2 separate regions of the Homo sapiens genome follow, and region 2 is linked to region 1. The links are chromatin contacts, found by Hi-C or POLR2A ChIA-PET in ENCODE. All regions are on one chromosome and are shown on one strand. Each heading gives the region's core, a stretch centred on a gene start or an enhancer-like site at or near the end of the contact. The rest is flanking DNA. Distances are from core to core; before and after follow the strand shown. Region 1 overlaps ZBTB7A (zinc finger and BTB domain containing 7A). Region 2 has its middle 11 kb from the start of ZBTB7A.

Region 1 (6,848 bases), core at 2,062-4,561:
TCCCTTCCCTTCCCACCCCCCCTTAAGCCTGTCAGCCCCCTCCAAATGTCTCAGGATCCCCCCTCTCCCCTGGGGCTGGGTGACAGCACCCCGGCTGCGTTCACACCCCAGTGTCACAGGGCGAGCTGTTCTGGAGAGAAAACCATCTGTCGTGGCTGAGCGGGGAGCTTGAACACCCAGGCCAGGGACACCCCTCCCCAGCTCCCAGAGAGGCCCCCTGAGGGGTGAGCCCTCTTTCCACCTTCCCCTATCCATGCACCCCCTCGCAATAAAACCAACTCTAAAATCACAGCTGTCGTCCTAGCCAGTGGGGGCGACCGGACTTGGGGGGTGGAGCCCTCTGGGACTTCCGTAGGAACAAGGGCTGCGGCCCACCGCGACACTTACACAGACCTCGGGGATTGCACTAAACCCTCGTTCCTAGCTCCGCACTCAGCTTCGCCTGTCCTGCCCGCCCACTTTGCCTTAACTACCCGCCCGTCCTGGGGGCCACAGCCTCTGCATGGGCCCAGAGCCGGGACCCCCCCAGCCCAGCCCCGCCCTCCCCAGACTCCGCGCAATCACATACTGTATATAGACGTGAATCGATTTTATTTTTATTCTTTAAATTAAGGTCGTGATAAAGTGTTGCCAAAGATACCTGCTGAATTCTCGCGTTTCAGGAAACAAACAAACAAAAAAAAATGATATTTGAGGAGGGTCGTGTTGACTCCATATGAAAGGACACAGCTCAAAGCTTTTTTGTTTGGTTGTTTGGGGTTTTTTGTGTTTTCTTTTTTTGGGGTGTTTTTTTTTTAACTGCCTGGTACAAAAAAAAAAAGAGAAAAAAAAAAAAGAAAAACAATGCGAAATTGTTATTTCCATTCTCATGGTGAAGTTGCGTGGACGCGTGTGTGCGTGTGTGCAAGAGAGCGGGAGTGAGGTCCAGGCTGGGGTTGGGGGGCTTCAGGCGGGGGCGCCCGGGGGCCGGGGAGGTGGCCGGGCCGGAGCCCCCGTCTGCAGTGCCCCCCAGCCTGCCGGGCCCAGGAGAGAGAGAGAAGCATCTTTGCTACTAGCTGTTGCTGCTACCTGCCTCTGCCCCCCGACGCCCCCCGCCTTTTGAGATTAAGGAAAAAAAAAAAAAGTCAAAAAAGTTTTTAAAAATGAAAAAAAAAAATTATAAACCAGTGAATGTAAAATGCCGGAGCAGGCCCGGCCTGGCATGGGTGTGGACCTGCAGCCAGGCAGGCTCGAGCGGGCGATACCAAAGTCTGCCCCCCCACCATTGTGGCCATGCAGTCCTGTCACTGTCTTTTTGCTTCCTTCCGAGGGGGGTCCCCCAGCCTCTTCCAGGGTCTTCCCCTGGAAGTGGGCGGCTGCAGGGAAGGTGGGGGACAGGGGTCTTTGCACGATTCAGACCCCGGGGCCGTGGCAGGAGCGGTCACCTCACAGGTGGTGACACTGAGGCAGGGGCCTCGGGGTGCCCCCTCCCGCCCGGCAACCAGAATGGTTGGAGGCAAGACAGAGAGAATGAAAGGAAAAACAGAAGAAAAAAAAATATTAAAAACCAACAAAAAAAGCAAAAATCCTATTTTTTGAGAAAGAAAGATATTTATATTTGCAGTTTTATTTTAAAAAGTTATTTAAGTTGAAGCAGCCTTCCTGGAGGTGGGGGGGGGGGGGTGGTGGGTGGCTGGCGCAGGACGGGTCAGGGGCCTGGAGGCTGGGGGTGCCCCAGGAGCTACAACCTCAGAGTTAAGACTAGCTCGCATTAAATACATAGATTTACGGGGGGGGGGGGGGGGGGCCGGGCCCAGGGGGTGGAGGGGGCCAGGGAGACCCCCATCCCTCGCCGGGGCTGCCTGGAGGCTGTGGACCAGGATCCGATGCCCAGGTCCCGCCCCCCACCCCACCCCAGGCCCAGAATCGAGGTGCCTTGGACTTTGGAGGGGCCAGGCCTGGTGAATGGGGGGCGGGGCGGCGCCCTCAGGGTACAGAGCACAGACAGATAGACATTCCAGAGACTGTATTGAGAGTCTTTATAAAGTGTGGGAGATTTAAAAAAAAAAAAAACTGATAAAAATGCACTTTTTGGGAGTGGGGAGGGAGAAGCTTTAAAAGTAATAAAAAACAAACAAAAACACAAAAGATGAAAAAACAAAAAAATTCATTTTTCTTGTACATAAAAAAAAAAAAAGAACCACTAAACGCAGCCTGTTACGACCGCTGCCGCCTCAGTCGCCTCATTTGATGTTCTCTGTGTTTTGTTCGGGGGAGGCTGGGGAGCGGGGATGGGGGGCTTGGGGGGGGTCCCCCTTTTCCCCTTTTGGCCCTGAAGAGACTGGGTGGGTTGAGCACCTCGTCCACACCACACCTTTGGGCCCAGGGTGACCGGATCCTGGGTCCCAAGGAGAGAAGCCCCAGGTCCCCGACCCTTCCTGCTCTTCCTGCCCGGCCTTGGAAGCCAGGCCCATCTCTCTGGGGTCCGTCTGTCGCGTGGCAGAGAGGCTGGGTGTGGATGGTGACCCAGAGCACCGGGGTGGGGGTGAGTGTCCGAGGAGTACCCAGGTCCAGAGGCCCCTCTTGCGGGGAAGGTGACCCATAGCCCCTGGCGCGGGCAGGCAGCTGGCACAGGATAAGGCCAGAGGGGCAGCAGGGAGAACCGGCCGGGCGAGTTGTCAGCAGAATCCAGGGCTGGGCCCTGGGCACCACTGGCTCCAGGCTTTCCCGAGGCCCCAGGCGGGGTAGCCTCACCTGGGGGCCACCTGACTCTGCTAGAGGACCCCAGGGTGCTGCCCCATGCCAGGCCCCAGGGACATGAGCCAGGATCTGGAGCCGGAAGCCTCAGCTAGCTGCAGCCCCTACCTCTGGGTAGGGTCTCTGAGGGAGGGCCTCCTCCTTCCTCCTGTCCTCCAACCAGACTCGGCCCATGTCCAAGGAATCTGTCCAGGCCAGCAAAGGTGGGGATGGGGCCAGCCCCAAGGGATGGATGAGGCACTCATGGAAGCAGATGGCACAGTGAGGCAGCAATGGCTGCACTGAGCCGGGCACTGGGTCCACTCAGAACCCCAGCTCCTCCTCTGTGGATTGGGCTCTTCCTAGTAGCCACAGGAAGTCAACAAAGCCTGGCCCAGCCCTTGCCAGGAAACACCACAGAGGCCACACCACGAAGTCTGAGGGCCTCCGGGTCCTTGTGTGGACCCCATGCTAAAGCACCATACCTGTGCGAGGCCACCCATGAACCTGCTGCAGCCAGGATTCGTGCCCAAGTCCCCGACACGCGCTGGAGCAGGGTTGGGGGTCAGCGGTTCTACAGCCGTGTCCTGAGCCCCCTGCACCGTGGACCCTCAGGGCACACTGAGGCCTCTGCTCAGAGGTCCCACATGGGGAAGCTGAAGGAGCCGCAGCCTCAGGACCACAAGCCAGGGTTAGGTGCTTCCTAACCTCTGTGCTTCAGAGAGGGCCGGGAGTGGTGGCTCATGCCTGTAATCCCAGCACATTGGGAGGCTGAGGAGGGAGGATTGCTTGAGCCCAGGAGTTCGAGACCAGCCAGAAAAACAAGGTGAAACCACGTCTCTGCAAAAAATACAAAAATTAGCCAGGTGTGGTGGTGCACGCCTGTGGTCTCAGCTACTCTGGAGGCTGAGGCAGAAGGATTGCTTGAGCCCAGGAGGTCGAGGCTGCAGTGAGCTATGATTACACCACTGCACTCCAGCCTGGGCGATAGAGTGAGACCCTGTCTCAAAAATAAAAATACAAAAATATAATTCACATACCATACAATTTCCCTTCAAGGCCAGGCGCGGTGGCTCATGCCTGAAATCCCAGCACTTTGGGAGGCCAAGAAGGGAGGATCACTTAAGCCCAGGAGTTCAAGACCAGCCAGAAAAACAAGGTGAAGCCACGTCTATGCAAGAAATACAAAAATTAGCCGAGTGTGATGGTGCACACCTGTGGTCCCAGCTACTCTGGAGGCTGAGGTGGAAGTATTGCTTGAGCCCAGGAGGTCGAGGCTGCCGTGAGCTATGATTGCACCACTGCACTCCAGCCTGGGTGACAGAGTGAGACCCTTTCTCAGAAATGAAAATAAATGTAATTCACACACCATATAATTGCTCTTCAAAGCCAGGTGCGGCAGCTCATGCCTGTAATGCTCCCAGCATTTTGGGAGGCCAAGGCAGGTGGATCACGAGGTCAAGAGATTGAGACCATCCTGGCCAACATGGTGACTAGTAAAAATACAAAAATTAGCTGGGCGTGGTGGTGCACGCCTATAGTCCCAGCTACTCAGGAAGCTGTAGCAGGAGAATCACTTAAACCTGGGGGGAGGTGAAGGTTGCAGTAAGCCGAGATGGTGCCACTGCACTCCAGCCTGGGCAACAGGGCAAGACTCCATGTCAAAAGAAAAAAAAAAAAAAAAAGGCTGGGCACGGTGGCTCATGCCTGTAATCCCAACACTTTGGGAGGCCGAGGTGGGCAGATCAGGAGGTCAGGAGATTGAGACCATCCTGGCTAACACGGTGAAACCCCCGTCTCTCCTAAAAACACAAAAAATTAGCCGGGCGTGGTGGCGGGCGCCTGTAGTCCCAGCTACTTGGGAGGCTGAGGCAGGAGAATGGCGTGAACCCGGGAGGCAGAGCTTGCAGTGAGCTGAGATCACGCCACTGCACTCCAGCCTGGGCGACAGAGCGAGACTGTCTCAAACAAACAAACAAAAAATTCCCTTAAAAAAATTATGCACCTGTCACCACTAATTCCAGAACATTCTATCCAGCCCAAAGGATGCCCCATATCCATTTGTGATCACTCTCAATCCCCTTCTCCACTCTCCAGCACCCGTGAATCCCCTTCCTGTCTCTGTGGATTGGCCTGTTCTGGACATTTCACAGAAATGGGATCACACGCCTCGTGGCCTTTGGTGTCTGATGTCTCTCACTAAGCATGGCATCCTCAGAGTTCGTCTGGGCTGGGGGCCTGTGTTAGAGCCTCGCTCCTTTCCATGGCTGTCATTCTGCAGTGTGGATGGCCACACTGCACTGATTCACTCCCCGGCTGGACATGGGTCATTGCCACATTTGGCTGCTGTGCACGTCCGTGAGCACATTTGTGTGGACGGACGTGTTCACTTACCTTGGGGACACGTCTAGGGCTGGCATTGCAGGTCCCACGCTAACTCCACATTTAGCCTCAACTGTTTCCAAGGGGCTGCACCACGTTATCTTCCCCAGCCATGTGGACTGCAGCTTCCCTGACCCTCGCTGCTGTTTTTGATGCTAGCTGTCCTGGTGGGGGTGACAGGTATCTCACCGTGCATTTGACTCACATCCCTAACATCTCTTCATGTGCTCATTGGTTGTCTGTATATATATTTTTTTGAGACGGAGTCTCGCTCTGTCGCCCAGGCTGGAGTGCAGTGGCGTGATCTCAGCTCACTGCAACCTCCGCCTCCTGGGTTCAAGCAATTCTCCTGCCTCAGCCTCCCGAGTAGCTGGGACTACAGGCGCCCGCCACCACGCCCAGCTTTTTGTATTTTTAGTAGAGATGGGGTTTCACTGTGTTAGCCAGGATGGTCTCGATCTCCTGACCTCAGGTGATCCACCCGCCTCGGCCTCCCAAAGTGCTGGGATTACAAGCGTGAGCCACTGCACCCGGCCCTTTTTTTTCACCTTACAAAAGCAAAACATTTGTGTATCGTCTTGGCCACCCAGAGACATGGACGATCCTGGGACCTGAATTCCATGTACAGCCCAAGTCCCTTCTCCCATTCTCCCAGCGTGGTGGACACCAGGCCCAGGCAGTACAGTACACAGTAAAACTGGCCTCATTCAGGTCGGGCATGGTGGCTCATGCCTGTAATCCTAGCACTTTGGGAGGCTGAGGCAGGAGGATCACTTGAGGCCCAGAGTTCAAGACCAGCTTGGGCAACACAGCAAGACTCCCTGTCTCTATTAAAAATAAGTAAATAAATAAAAATCTGCCTCATTTGACCACGAGCAGCACCTTTTGAATTCTGAAGCTGAGGCAATAACCAAGAAAGAGAGATGTGGGTGAGGCTGAGTTTCTGTCCTTCCCCCAACTCCGCCCCCCGACTACAGGGTACACACTTAAGAGACACAGGGCACAGAAAAGCGGACGCCTGGATGGCTTCACCTCGACCTTTTTTATTTGCATTTTTTAAAAACAATTAAATTAGAATACAAATATTAGAAAACAGCGGCCTTCAGCTGCCCGTGCGGGCGGGAGGGGCCGAGCTGCGCAGCGGGCTGCGGGCTCTGCAGTGAGACTGAACTGCCCTCGGCCAGATGCACGTCCCTTTCTTTAGACCTGAAATGATATTGCTTCCTGACTAGGAGTTCTGTTTATACAAAGGAAAATTCTGGGCTGGGGAGGACAAAAGCAAAACAGACCGCAGGCAGCGGTGTTGGAGAACCAGGTGAGGCCGGTGCCCCGCCTGCGCCCCGGTCTCCTGCGGGGCAAGGGGGGTGCCCAGCTGTGGGCTCCTGAAGGCAGAGCCCTGGTAGCTCCCCCAGTTGTTGGACCCTGAGGCCAAGGGCATGGGTGGGGCCTGCGAGGGGCCGGGAACGCCTGGGGACAGGAAGGAGGCCCCTGGTCTGGTCCTGCTGGAAGAGTGAGGCTCCCGGGGGACAGGGTGCCGGGCCAGCCTCGTACCCGTCGGAAAACCAAGAGCAAAAAGGAGAGGAATCAACCCAAACCGAGAGCCGGGGTGGCCGGGGTCCCTGCTGCCCCTTGGGAAGCGACCGCAACCCATGCCCCAAGGACCGGGGTATGGTGGCGGCGGCGGCGGCGGCAGCTGTGGACATCTGTGGACATCTGTGCTGTTCCGTAGGGAAGTTAACCTGAATTGGAAT
Region 2 (6,848 bases), core at 1,836-4,335, 36 kb before region 1:
TACAGGCGTGAGCCACCATGCCCGGCCCCCTCCTCCCCTCTTTTCCCTTTCCCCTTCCCGTCCCCACCCCTCCCTCTCTCCCTCCCCTTCCCTTCATCTCCCCTCCCTGTCTTCCCCTCCCTACTCTTTCCCTCCCACCTCTTCCCCTCCCCCTCTCCTTTCCTCCTGCCCTCCCCATCCCCTCCCCCTTCTCCTCCTCCTCTCTTCCCCCTCCCCCTTCCCCTCCCCACCCCTCCCTCTCTCCCTCCACCTCCTCCCTCCTTTCCCCTCCCCATCCCCTCTCCCTTTCCCCTTCTCTCCCCATAATTTGTTTGTTTGTTTTTTTGAGACAGGATCTCACTCTGTCACCCAGGCTGGAGGGCAGTGGCGGCACGATCACCTCTCACTGCAGCCTCCTGCTCAGGTGAACCTCCTGTCTCAGCCTCCTGAGTAGCTGGGATGACAGGCACACACCACCATGCCTGACTAGTTTTTTTTTTTTTTTTGTAGAGTCAGGGTTTCGTCATGTGGCCAGGCTGGTCTCCAAGTCCTGGGCTCAAGGTATCCTCCATCCTCCTGCCTCGGTCTCCCAAAGTGCTGGGGTTACAAGTGTCAGTCACCGCGCCATGCCCCCTCTCCCCATCATTAAAGGGGAGGGGCCATTGTGTACCCAGCCCACTTGTCTCTGTACCTCTCTGGGCCTCCGCAGGGCGCCACCTGTAAATGCTAACGTGGGTTTCCCTTTTTATTTATTTATTTTTTGTTTTTGAGACAAGAGTCTCTGTTGCCCAGGCTGGAGTGCAGTGGCGCAATCTCGGCTCGCTGCAAGCTCCGCCTCCCGGTTTCACGCCATTCTCCTGCCTCAGCCTCCCGAGTAGCTGGGACTACAGGCGCCTGCCACCACGCCCGGCTAATTTTTGTATTTTCAGTAGAGCTGGGGTTGCACCATGTTGGCCAGGCTAGTCTTGAACTCCTGACCTCATGATCCACCTGCCTCGGCCTCCCAAATTGCTGGGATGACAGGTGTGAGCCACTGCACTGGACTGCTAATGTGGGTTTCTAAGGTTCCAGCAGCCTCCCTAAGCCTCCTGTTTGGAAGTCCTGGGTTCCTGCCCTGTGTGGGGTGGAGAAGGGGCTTTTCCAGGAGCACAGAGCTGCCAGCCCAGGTGGATCCCCTCAGCACCTCAGCCAGCTGGTGCTGCCTTTCTATCCATTTTTTTATTATTATTATTATTATTTTAGACGGGGTCTCAGTCTGTTGCCCAGGCTGGAGTGCAGTGGTGTGATCTCAGCTCACTGCAACCTCCACTTCCCAGATTCAAGTGATTCTCCTGCCTCAGCCTCCCAACTAGCTGGAATTACAGGCGCCTGCCACCACGGCTGGTTAATATTTATTTATTTATTTTCTCTCTTTTTATTATTCCCGTTTTACAATGAAGAGGCTAATTTTTATTTTTCTTAATTTTTAATGTTTATATTTTGAGATGGAGTCTGGCTCTCTTGCCCAGGCTGGAGTGCAGTGGCACGATCTTGGCTCACTGCAACCTCTGCCTCCCGGATTCAAGCAATTCTCCCACCTCAGCCTCCAGAGTAGCTGGGATTACAGGTGCAAGCCACCATGCCTGGCTAAGTTTTATATTTTTAGTAGAGACGGAGTTTCACCACGTTGGCCAGGCTGGTCTTGAACTCCTGACCTCAAGTGATCTGCCCCTCTTCGCCTCCTAAGGTGCTGCAATTATAGGTGTGAGCCATCCAGCCCAGCCAAGTGACTATACTAAAAACCACTGAGGCTGGGTGAGGTGACTCATGCCTGTAATCCCAGCACTTTGGGAGGCCGAGGCGGGCAGACTGCCTGAACGCAGGAGTTCAAGACCAGCCTGGGCAACATGGTGAAACACTGTCTCTACTAAAATGCAAAAATTAGCCGGGCATGGTGGTGGGCGCCTGTAGTCCCAGCTACTCTGGAGGCTGAGACACGAGAATCAGTTGAACCTGGGAGGTGGAGGCTGCAGTGAGCCGAGACTGCTCTGCTGTACTCCAGAGTGAGACTGTGTCTCCAAAAAAAGAAAAAAGAAAAACAAAAAACCACTGAACTCTATACTCTAAATGGGTGAATTGCATGGCATGTGAATTATATCTCAATAAAGCTGTTAAAAAAAAAAAAAAAGAAAACTACCGCCCTCTCACATTTTGACACAGACTAACCGCCTATCTCTACCGAGATATGTTATTGATATTGACATGCAAATGGTCACTCCCCTATCCTGTCTGACCAGCACCAAGCACCTGCCCCACCTTGACTGGGCCCTGTGGGGGTGCTGGGGACAGGGAGGTCAGTGGGTCCCAGTCCCTGCTCTTGAGTGAGTGGCTCAAGCCCCAGGCCCCCACCAAGCAGGAAGGACCTGAGGGTGGGGTGGGGATGGAGGTGGGGTGGGACAAGGCCATGCCCAACTGAATTTCCAGCCTGGATCTGCTAGCGGACAGAGCTCCAGCCTCCGCTGGGGGTTCTGGGGGACAGTGGCTCATCCCGGGCTCGGGACTCGGGCAGCCCGGAGCCTCCTTCCCGGTGGTTTCTGGGCCAAGGGTCTCTCCCTGGCCAAAGGAGCGGCCGACATCCTGTTCTGCCTGGGAGTTGGCCCCGCCCCCTCCCACGGGGACATTATGGGATGGTCCGCGGTGCTGGAGGAATCTTTGAACTTCCCAGCGCCGGGTGGGGTGTACGTGATTCTTAGCCCCACTTTTGGGTAACTGAGGGGTTCAGGAAAGGAGGCTCAGGGATAGTGGGAAGTTGCTTCTCCCACCCAAGGTCACACAGGGAGAACTTGACCTTGACCCCATGACCTTGACTTCCAGGACCCCCCCCCCCCCCCCCGCCCCGGCCAGGCCAGAAGAAGGTCAGGAAGGTCAGGAAAAGGAGCGGCAGGTGGTGGACCCCTCCCCGGCCCCCGACTTAACAAGGCCACCCTCCCCGGCTCTGTCCATCTCTCTGTCCCTCTTCTCCTCTCTCTGTCCCCAGCCCTGAAAGTGAAACCGGTGATACCAAAGTGAAACGGAAGCTCCGGCCCCCGCAGCCCAAGCCCGGCAGGCAGAGACGGAGAGAAGGAGAGGGGAACAGGGGCCAGCCCACGTGGCAGGTGGGCTGCAGGGAGGGAGGACTCCGCTCTTTAAATTGCGGTGGTTCTTAAAAAAAGAACAAACCCAGGAGGTCTGGCTGGACCAGAACCGCAGCCATGATCTCCCCTCCCACAGCCCCGCCCCCACCCCTGAAGTCTGGAGTCTTCAGCTCCACACTGGGGGTGCCATGTTGAGGATTCTGCACAACTGGGGGCTGGGGGAGAGGACAGACTGGCCTTGTCCATTGTTGGGAGGTCCCGTGGGGTGAGGGTGACCCTTGGGGTCCATCTCCAGGGTCCAGGAATCACCCCAAAGTGGGTAAAGCCTGGGGCCAGGGTCCCCCCCTTATCCCAGAGTAGAGACTGTCTGCTTTGGACAAGGGGGTGCCCAGGGGTGGTGGTGGAGGGCAGTGGATGGCTGAAGTCCTGCCTTGTCCAGGGGTCACTGGCCAGTGGCTTTTCTTCTCTGCAGAGCACAGAGAGGAGAGAAGTGTGTGGGTGCCTTCTACAGCGAGCAAGACTGAAGTTAGACCCAGGCTAGAATTTCAGCCCCTCGGTGTGGTGGACACTATGGGACCTGATCAACCTCTGGGGTGGGTCCGTCCTGGGCACTGCAGGGTGCTGAGCTGTGTCCCTGGCCTCCACCCACCCCCTCCCCAATCACAACACCTAAAAATGTCTCCAGATATCACCCAGTATCGCCTGGAAGGAGGCAGAGTCACTCCAGATGAGACCTCCTGAGCTAAAGGGTACTGGGCCACAGAGAGAGGTAGAGACTGGGCCCTGAGCCATGACCCAAAAGGCAGCAGGCCCTGGGCTTTGGAGCTCTGTGGCCAGGTCCTGAGAGGTGCCTGGGAGGCAGCCATCCAGTCTGGAAGAGAGGGGGTGGGGCAAGAGGCTGCCTCTCAGTTGCAGAGAGGGAACTGGGCTTGGTAAAAACGGGGCAGAAGGGACCCATTGCAGATGGGAATTCTGAGTGGTGTGGTGGACACGGATCCAGTCCCAGCATAGCTACCAAGGCTTCTGTCTTCTGGAACAAATAGAAGTCACCTCTTAGCAGCTGCCCAGGTGAAAATACCCAGGCACCATCTCCCCAACCGCTATGAATTCAGAAGCCATGGAGAAATCAGCAGCTCAGAAAGTATTTCTCCCAGGCCGGGCACGGTGGCTCACGCCTGTGATCTCAGCACTTTGGGAGGCCGAAGCGGGTGGATCACCTGAGCTCAGGAGTTCGAAACCAGTATGGTCAACACGGTAAGACCACATCTGTAGTAAAAATACAAAAGTTAGCCAGGTGTGGTGGCACACACCTGTAATGCCAGTTACTCAGGAGGCTGAGGCAGGAGAATCACCTGAACCCGGGAGGTGGAGGTTGCAGTGAGCCGAGATCACACCACTGCACTCCAGCCTGGGTGACAGAATGAGACTCAGTCTCAAAAAATAAAATAATAAATAAATAAATAAATTGAGATATAATTCACATACCAGAATATGTACCTTTTATTATTTATTTATTTATTTATTTATTTATTATTTTTTTGAAACAGAGTTTTGCTCTTGTTGCCCAGGCTGGAGTGCAATGGCACGATCTTGGCTCACTCCAACCTCTGCCTCCCAGGTTCAAGTGATTCTCCTGCCTCAGCCTCCCAAGTAGCTGGGATTACAGGCACCCACCACCATGCCTGGCTGATTTTTGTATTTTTAGTGGAGATGGGGTGTCGTCATGTTGGTCAGGCTGGTCTTGAACTCCTGACGTCAGGTGATCTGGCTGCCTCGACTTCCCAAAGTGCTGGGATTCCAGGCATGAGCCACCATGCCCGGCTAATTTTGTATTTTTAGTGGAGATGGGTGTCGTCATGTTGGCCAGGCTGGTCTTGAACTTCTGACCTCAGGTGATCCAGCCGCCTCGGCTTCCCAAAGTGCTGGGGTTCCAGGCATGAGTTTGTCCTTTTTTTTTTTTTTTTTTTTTGAGACAGAGTCTCACTCTGTTGCCCAGGCTGGAGTGCAGTGGCGCAATCTCGGCTCACTGCAACCTCCGCCTCCCAGGTTCAAGCCATTCTCCTGCCTCAGCCTCCTGAGTAGCTGGGATTACAGGCCCACGTCACCACACCCGGCTAATTTTTTTTTTGTATTTTTAGTAGAGATGGGGTTTCATGATGTTGGTCAGGCTGATCTCGAACTCCTGACCTCATGATCCGCCCGCCTCAGCCTCCCAAAGTGCTGGGATTACAGGCGTGAGCCACCGCGCCCAGCCTTGAGCCTGCCCTTTTTAAAGGGTGCGATTCAGTCATTCTCAATACATTCACAGACTTGTGCAACTATCACCACTATCTAGTTGCAGAACCTATCACCCCAGAAAGGAAGCCCCATCCCCATCGGCAGTCACTACCCATGCCCCTCCCGACCCCGGCACCCACGCATCCCCTTCCTGCCTCTGTGGCTTGGCCTGTCCTGGACATTTCATAGAAATGGGATCACACGCTGTGTGGCTTTTTGTGTCTGACTTCCCTCACTGAGTGTGAGGTCCTCAGGGTTCATCCACGCGGTGGCCTGAGTCAGAGCCTCCTTCCTTTTCATGGCTGAATTCAGAACACTTTAAATAAAGTCCACAGCCTGCACCACGGCCACAAGTCCCCACTGGGTGCCCTCTGGCTCCCAACTGCAGCCACTCTGGGCACCTTGGCTGTTCCTCTCACCTAGGAAACATACGGAGGTCTTCAGCTAATTCTATCTTCATTAAGATGTCTGCTCATGGCCGGGCGCAGTGGCTCACCCCTGTAATCCTAGCACTTTGGGAGGCCAACATGGGTGGATCACATGAGGTCAGGAGTTCGAGACCAGCCTGACCAACATGGTGAAACCCTGTCTCTACTAAAAATACAAAGAGTAGCCAGGCGTGGTGGCAGGAGCCTGCAATCCCAGCTACTCGGGAGGCTGAGGCAAGAGAATCTCTTGAACCCAGGAGGCGGAGGTTGGAGTGAGCTGAGATCGTGCCACTGCCCTCCAGCCTGGTGACAGAGCAAGACTCTGTCTCCAAAATAAAAGAAAGAAAGAAAGAAAGAAAGAAAGAAAGAAAGAAAGAAAGAAAGAAAGAAAGAAAGAAAGAAAGAAAGAAAGGAGAGAAAAGATCTCTGCTCAAACATCACTTCCTTTGAAGAAATCATCTTCATGATCTTTTTTTTTTTTTTTGGTAGAGACAGGGTCTCACTATGTTGCCCAGGCTGATCTTGACCTCCTGGGCTCAAGCGATCCTTTAGCTTTGGCCTCCCAAGATGCTGGGATTACAGACGTGAGCCACCGTGTAGGCCCTTCAGGACTATTTAAAAAATGAAATAGCCTCTAGGCACAAGTCGGTTTTGTCTGATTCTGTGGGATCTCTGTGTCTTTTGCTATCTTTGAGTTATTTCACAACCCCGTAAGTTGTAGAAAACTGATAATAATTGCAACGATTCCTGTCCACAAGAAAACAAATTCATTGTGTATCGTCACGTCGTCTTCCTTCTATTTGTAGATCCATTCTAGCATTTCTTTTTTTTGAGACGGAGTCTCGCTCTGTCGCCCAGGCTGGAGTGCGGTGGGGTGATCTTGGCTTACTGCAAGCTCCGCCCCCTGGGTTCACACCATTCTCCTGCCTCAGCCTCCTGAGTAGCTGGGACTACAGGCACCCACCACTATGTGTAGCTAATTTTTTGTATATTTAGTAGAGACGGGGTTTCACCGTGTTAGCCAGGATGGTCTCGATCTCCTGACCTCGTG

Evidence for each region. Hi-C counts contacts between places; a loop is a spot of excess contacts on that map. ChIA-PET counts read pairs that join two places held with the same protein, here RNA polymerase II (POLR2A). Pooled maps may share reads with other maps.
Region 2: a loop to region 1 is called in a pooled map, with 9 times the contacts of the local background. The contact joins two enhancer-like sites. A Hi-C loop is called at or near these places in 1 of 168 maps with a recorded cell type or tissue (CD14-positive monocyte) and 4 of 50 pooled maps. POLR2A ChIA-PET finds 5 or more read pairs at or near these places in 15 of 52 experiments (AG04450, B cell, CD4-positive, alpha-beta memory T cell and 12 more).

What each region holds. Positions count from the first base shown.
Region 1 is chr19:4,038,659-4,045,506 of GRCh38, reverse strand. It overlaps ZBTB7A (zinc finger and BTB domain containing 7A), which reads left to right. Exons shown (of 3, transcript NM_015898.4): 3 at 1-2,204. It overlaps PIAS4 (protein inhibitor of activated STAT 4), which reads right to left. Exons shown (of 11, transcript NM_015897.4): 11 at 6,121-6,848. Among named protein-coding and RNA genes, the nearest start is that of ZBTB7A, 25 kb to the left of the region's middle. RefSeq lists an enhancer at 1,091-1,823. Within about 2 kb of position 3,311, at least 9 of the 41 ENCODE cell types and tissues checked have a DNase peak (open chromatin) inside an H3K27ac peak, as active enhancers do.
Region 2 is chr19:4,074,273-4,081,120 of GRCh38, reverse strand. No RefSeq gene overlaps it. Among named protein-coding and RNA genes, the nearest start is that of ZBTB7A, 11 kb to the right of the region's middle. RefSeq lists an enhancer at 3,312-3,491. Within about 2 kb of position 3,085, at least 30 of the 41 ENCODE cell types and tissues checked have a DNase peak (open chromatin) inside an H3K27ac peak, as active enhancers do.